Regions from separate parts of the Homo sapiens genome. Here region 1 is linked to region 2. Evidence: chromatin contacts called from ENCODE Hi-C data. All regions are on one chromosome and are shown on one strand. The core of a region is the stretch at or near the end of the contact, and the rest is flanking DNA. Distances in the headings are between cores, read along the strand shown. Region 1 overlaps RBMS3 (RNA binding motif single stranded interacting protein 3). Region 2 overlaps LINC00693 (long intergenic non-protein coding RNA 693).

The links. A loop is a pair of places that touch in the nucleus more often than their neighbours do. Pooled maps may share reads with other maps.
Region 1: a loop to region 2 is called in a map of heart right ventricle, with 4 times the contacts of the local background. The contact joins two enhancer-like sites. A Hi-C loop is called at or near these places in 20 of 168 maps with a recorded cell type or tissue (A673, Caco-2, Calu3 and 12 more), 7 of 37 single-sample maps with no recorded cell type and 31 of 50 pooled maps.

The regions. Positions count from the first base shown.
Region 1 is chr3:29,758,262-29,760,987 of GRCh38, reverse strand. All of the region lies in intron 5 of RBMS3 (RNA binding motif single stranded interacting protein 3), which reads right to left. Among named protein-coding and RNA genes, the nearest start is that of RBMS3-AS2, 120 kb to the right of the region's middle. Within about 2 kb of position 1,432, at least 12 of the 41 ENCODE cell types and tissues checked have a DNase peak (open chromatin) inside an H3K27ac peak, as active enhancers do; they include heart right ventricle, where a contact is called at or near this core.
Region 2 is chr3:28,666,457-28,669,403 of GRCh38, reverse strand. All of the region lies in intron 2 of LINC00693 (long intergenic non-protein coding RNA 693), which reads right to left. Among named protein-coding and RNA genes, the nearest start is that of LINC00693, 93 kb to the right of the region's middle. RefSeq lists a silencer at 1,473-1,632. Within about 2 kb of position 1,568, at least 5 of the 41 ENCODE cell types and tissues checked have a DNase peak (open chromatin) inside an H3K27ac peak, as active enhancers do; they include heart right ventricle, where a contact is called at or near this core.

The sequences.
Region 1 (2,726 bases), core at 183-2,682, 1.1 Mb before region 2:
ATATCATCAGGTGACCCAATGGATCCACATAAGTATTATTTTGAAAAAAAAAGTCTTCAGAATGAATCAATTTGATGTCCAAATAAAAAGAAAACTCTTTATGCAATTTTAATAGATAAAAATAAAAACAAAAACAGCATTTTGTTTACTACTCACTCACAAGTTCCCCTATATCAGAAGATGTTTGGATAAGAAAGGCAAGCGGAATCTTTCCTCATTCTAAATATTTAGGAACAGCTAAGTACAATTTTCCTAACTCTTTCAAGTTTCCTTTCCAGTGGAACCTTTTACTGTAAGTCTTTCAATTTTTTTATCTTTTTTTTTTTTTAAGTAGAAAATTTCCATTTCCAGGAAGAAAAGAATTCTAACTCTGTTCTTTCTCTCTTCCCACAGGATCCACTATTGTCTCTTTGGGAAAATAACCTTCTCTCCTAGCAGAGACATGAATGGGAGAGGAAATGTAAGCCCTTAATTACTACAGATGTTACTTTATGGAATTTTTATTCCAGGAGAGCTACAAAATGCAAAGTTTATGCCTCAGAGCCCCCTCCCTGTTCAATCTCTCTCTGGGTACTCATCTGGATAAAAGGCAGTTAAGAATCTAAAGCTTGCTTGCAAGAGTCCTACAAATCAAATCCTTTGTCTTAAAATGGCATGGAATTATAAATGAAGACTAATACTAGGGGTGTGTGTGTGTGTGTAGGGGTGTGTGTGTGTATGTGTGTGTGTGTGTGTTTATTCTACATAATACATTTTAGGGAATAGAGAGGAAGCTAAAAAAGAAAATCAAGTGGCTAACCCACTCCACCCACTTAAAATATTTTTGTTCTGTTTGAAAGCCTCAAGTCCTCCCTTCTGCATTCTAAGTGTGATCATCTTTTCTTAACACTGTTTTACAGCCATATCAAGCTGGATGGGGGCTGTTTCTATGAACACAAAGACAGCAGAGTAGATTGTTCACTTTGGGTTCATTCAGATTTAACTAAGTGAATGTCTGCTGTGAGCCTTTAGAGACTCCCGTCTCTGAAAGAATAAATGCAATAAAAGTCTGTTTTCTGTAGCTGCCGGCGCTTAGTGTCAAACCATGTTACGCTGCACCACCCAGCAGTGACAATTCCATTTTAATACACGGGGCACATTTTAACAAGGCAAAGCAGTCCCAGCAAAGATGGCAATATAGGAGCTGCCAAGGGGAAAAGGCTCAGTGTTCCTCATGCATTTTACGTGGAAGCAGAACAAAAGTGAGACTGAGACCCAGAAAGCTCTGGGGGGGGAGGAAAGAGACTATATTTGAATAGCCATCTTAGGAAGAATGTGCCCATTTTCTTCTCAAGTTTCACAATTAACCTCTCTGAAATGCCAGCTCAAGCTGTCTGGAATCTGGCACACGCTTCAGTTGAAACTGACACTAGCATTATCAAGTGAGTCTGAAAAGACAGCACACCAGACACAGCTGCCTTTATATGTCCCTTTCAGATGGGCCACTGAATCACTACAACTGCATCTATTCTTCCTAGGCGGTACCTGAAACCCCTTGCGTCCCTCAGAACAGCTTGAGTGCCAGGCCAACCATTCACCTGACAATACATTAATTAGGATCTTACAAGGCTCTAATCATTGTATAAAGCTTCAGGGTTTTCTGTTAGGTCTGATGTTTAAATATAAATACACATTAAAGGTCCTGTTTGACATTCTTTCTTGTCTCAGTACCTAGGACACTGGCTTCAGTTATTTGAAACACACCACAGAATTGTGCTTCTTCTTCCTTTTTTTTTTCAAACAGCTACTAAGAGGAGCTAGTTTAACAGCCGATACAATTCCCACAGGCAAATTACGTCAGATGAGAGGCTGATCCAATATTAGTAGAATGTTCTGGGTCAGACTTAACATGCAGAGGTAGAAACGTACTTTGCAAAACCATTTGCAGCCTACCTCTGTCACCTCCATAGAGAATCACACAGTTTATGGTCTTAAAGCAGTAAGCATTATTAACCATGTATTTAAAACAAACCCATCCTGTCATTTATTATGGTTAATTAGAGGTTTCCAGTATTGTGAAATGTTTGTGGTTTTGCAATCACAGGCTCTGTACAAATTATTGGCAACTTAGAGTATCTAACGTTGTAAGCCAGTCATCCTCATTTCTGGTAAGATTTACGTATGCACAGGGTCAACATTAAACTATTTTTTAAAGTACTAAACTCTGCACTGCTTCTGACATTTCAAAAACAAATTATGTCATTTCCTTCTTAATCCATTGTAACGGAAGGAATAAAATAGTGAGTTCCAGAAACAAAGATGAATGAATGCGATGAATTTTCTTCTCAGTTTTTGCAATTTGTTTTCTTCCTGCCAGGCACCTGACATTCTTAGGATACAAGTGTCTTAAGTACCAAACAGTGAAGCAGAGAGGCCTCCCTTACATGCCCTTTTGTAGAAACCAGAAATTTTGAGGGTATCTTGCTCAGCATTACAACACATTCCTCTTAGGAAATGAAACTGTGGATGACAATATTTGACTAATGAAAACACATTCCAGAGTTTGAGAGTCACATAATTTCAAGACTCAGATATCAACTTCTATATTGTACAGATGAAGAAAGTAACACTAGAAGACTGTGATTGGCTTCCCTAAAAACTAGTTAGTGGATGAGCCTGGAATAGAACTGTTGTCTCATGACTTTGAATTGAGACTATTTATTTGCAAGAGATGCAGCTCCATTGCT
Region 2 (2,947 bases), core at 319-2,818:
ATAAACTTTAAGATGCAATATAAACATAAGAAATTATGGTGGCATGTGTAGAGAGTATAGGATTCTGCTCATATTATGTAACGAGTATAGAAATTATCCAGCAAAATTGGTGAGAAAAAAATAGTTTAAATATAAGTTCATTTACATTTGGCCATTTTTCACCCTAATAATACAAGCTACCACAACATGAAACATAATAATAAATGAACTTGCTCATGGTTACTGTGGAAATGCTTTCATAAAACAGCTATGTCTGGTGTGATTTAAAAAAAAAAGCCAATATTTACCAAGTGCACTTAATATGGGCTGGCACTATTCTAAGAGTTTTAGATGTATTAAAACTCATTTAATCCCCATTACACCCCTATGAGGAAGGTAATATTATAATAGTAAACTCACTTTACTAATGAGAAATCTGGGGCTCAGAGAGGTTAATTTGCCCAAGATCACATAAATAGGAGGGGTGGCACCAAGAGCTGAACCCAAGCAGTCTGGCTCCTAACCCAACACAGTGATATACTAGAGAGAGAGAATATCAGCACTAACATTGAAAAGTTGTAACTGTGGGAAGGAGGTAGAAAAGGACGGTCAGGGAAAGAAAATATTTGTAAAATGTTAATCTGCTTAATGTTTTTACCTAACCTCTTCCAAGTGTACAAAACTTTGTGATTAAAAACAAACACCTAGCCCACAAACATACAGTCTAATAACCAGGAGTCTCTTTATTTCTCATAAAGGGATTTATCTGTCCTTAATGGTTCTGCTGTCTGATCTCAGATGGACCTAACCCCATTCCCCATTCTTAATTACCAGCAATTCAATTTGAACCAGGGTAAATGGACAGCTTGATCATATCTGCAGTCTGACACCAGAAATGCTATGACAACCACCCATTTTTCTTTAAAAAAATGATCTCGTAGCTTGTATCATGTCCTGTCTTTCATCTTCTGGAAGAAGAGAGATGGAATGTACAAATAAGCCACACTGTTGGCCAGAAGCCTGTGTGATAATAAGCCCTGATCTCCCATAGGTCAGAGTACGATACCAGACCATTCAGAGCATACAGGGCAAGTCAAATGCCCTGTGAGCTTCTGTGACTACAGGAAAGAACAGTCATTTTGAACCTTTTGGGTTTCTGCCAGGGGAACTTTATTCAGTCCCCAACGTGAGCACCTTCTTTGTGCCAGGCACTGTCAGACACCGGGGACACAGAATGAATATGACCCAGTCTCTGCCCTGAGGAGTTCACAGCATAGCAGGGCAATGCAGATACATAAATAGCCACCTGTGATGAGTGCTAAAAAAAGGGACAGGAGGAGAGCACACACAGAGGAAGGAGAGAATGGAGAGGGGTACATATTCAGGAATTATTTCTGATTAAGATGAATGGGATTTGGGATTTAACTAGGTGGGGTGGGAGAGAGAAATGATCCTAAAGTTTCTGGCTCTCAGGTCAGCTCAGACCATTATAGAGAAAGACTAGTTCTAAGAGGCTATGTCTGAGCTCATGTGCTCAAAAGCCCCAAGTGACAAGTTTCAAACCACCATTAGCGCCATCTGTTGGCCACAGTAGGAGGTGACATACACTGGGCTGGCATTTGGCTTTATGGAAATGAGCTGTGAAAGTTACCAAGTAGAGGACACCTGTATATGATAACATCCTTAACCTAGAGGCATAAGAAAGGATAGTGGTTTGCAAGCTTGTCTAAGCCAACTTATTTTGTTGTTGTTGTTCTGTTTTGTTTTGTTTTAGGCTTTTAGCGGCCTGTAGCCATTGTTTTTAGTTTCTGTCTGTAGAGATAAACAGAAAAGAGGGGTGAGGAAGGGACTTCACTGACCCAACCAGAAAGGGAAACTAAGAACTCACGACTGTATTCTCTCCCTTGGACACTTTACTAAACTATACAGGCTCTGGGGTCAGACTGCATTGGGGTATAAACTAATAGTACATGACATTGGTCTTTTATCTTGTCTAAGACTCGGATTTTATTAAAATGAAAAACGACAATAAAACTGTAACTATGTCACAGAACCATTTTGAAAATTAGAATATATGCTACATGGACAAGAACTCTCATATACTGGTAGTGCGAATATAAACTGAGAGTACAATTTTTGAACATATGTATGTTCTATGACCTAGCAGTTTCACTCTTAAGATTATACGCAATAGAAACGTGTATTATGGGTGCTGAATGGTACATATATATATATATATGAAAATTTCCTAATAGTCCTGCTTGTGATAATAATAAACTAAAAATAAGCAACATTTCCAGCAACAGAAAAATAGATACATAAATTGTAGTTATTCATACAATGGGACACTACACAGTAATGGGCATGAGCAATCAACAACTACACATAAAAAGATAGACAAATCTTACAGACATAAAATTGAGCAAAGAGGCCAGATACCAAATACTACATATTGTATGACTCCATTTAAATAACACACAGACACAGGCTAAACTAATAAATGTTAAAAAGTCTGGATGACTGGCCAGGCACGGTGGCTCATGCCTGTAATCCCAGCACTTTGGGAGGCTGAGGCGGGTGGATCACCTGAGGTCAGGAGTTTGAGACCAGTCTAATCAACATGATGAAACCCTGTCTCTACTAAAAATACAAAAAATTAGCTGGGCGTGATGGCGGGCACCTGTAATCCCAGCTATTTGGGAGGCTGAGGCATGAGAATTGCTCGAACCTGGGAGGCGGAGGTTGCAGTGAGCCGAGAACATGCCATTGCACTCCAGCCTGGGCAGTAAGAGCAAAACTCCATCTTGAAAAAAAAAGTCCGGATGATTATCACTGGGTAGAGGGTTAGTAACCAGGAAGGGAGCATTAAAGCATTAAAGAAGCCCCTAAAATGCTGGCAATGTTATTTTCTGATGTGGATGCTGCTTACCTGAACGTATTTACTTGGTAAATTTTTTTTGATTTTTTA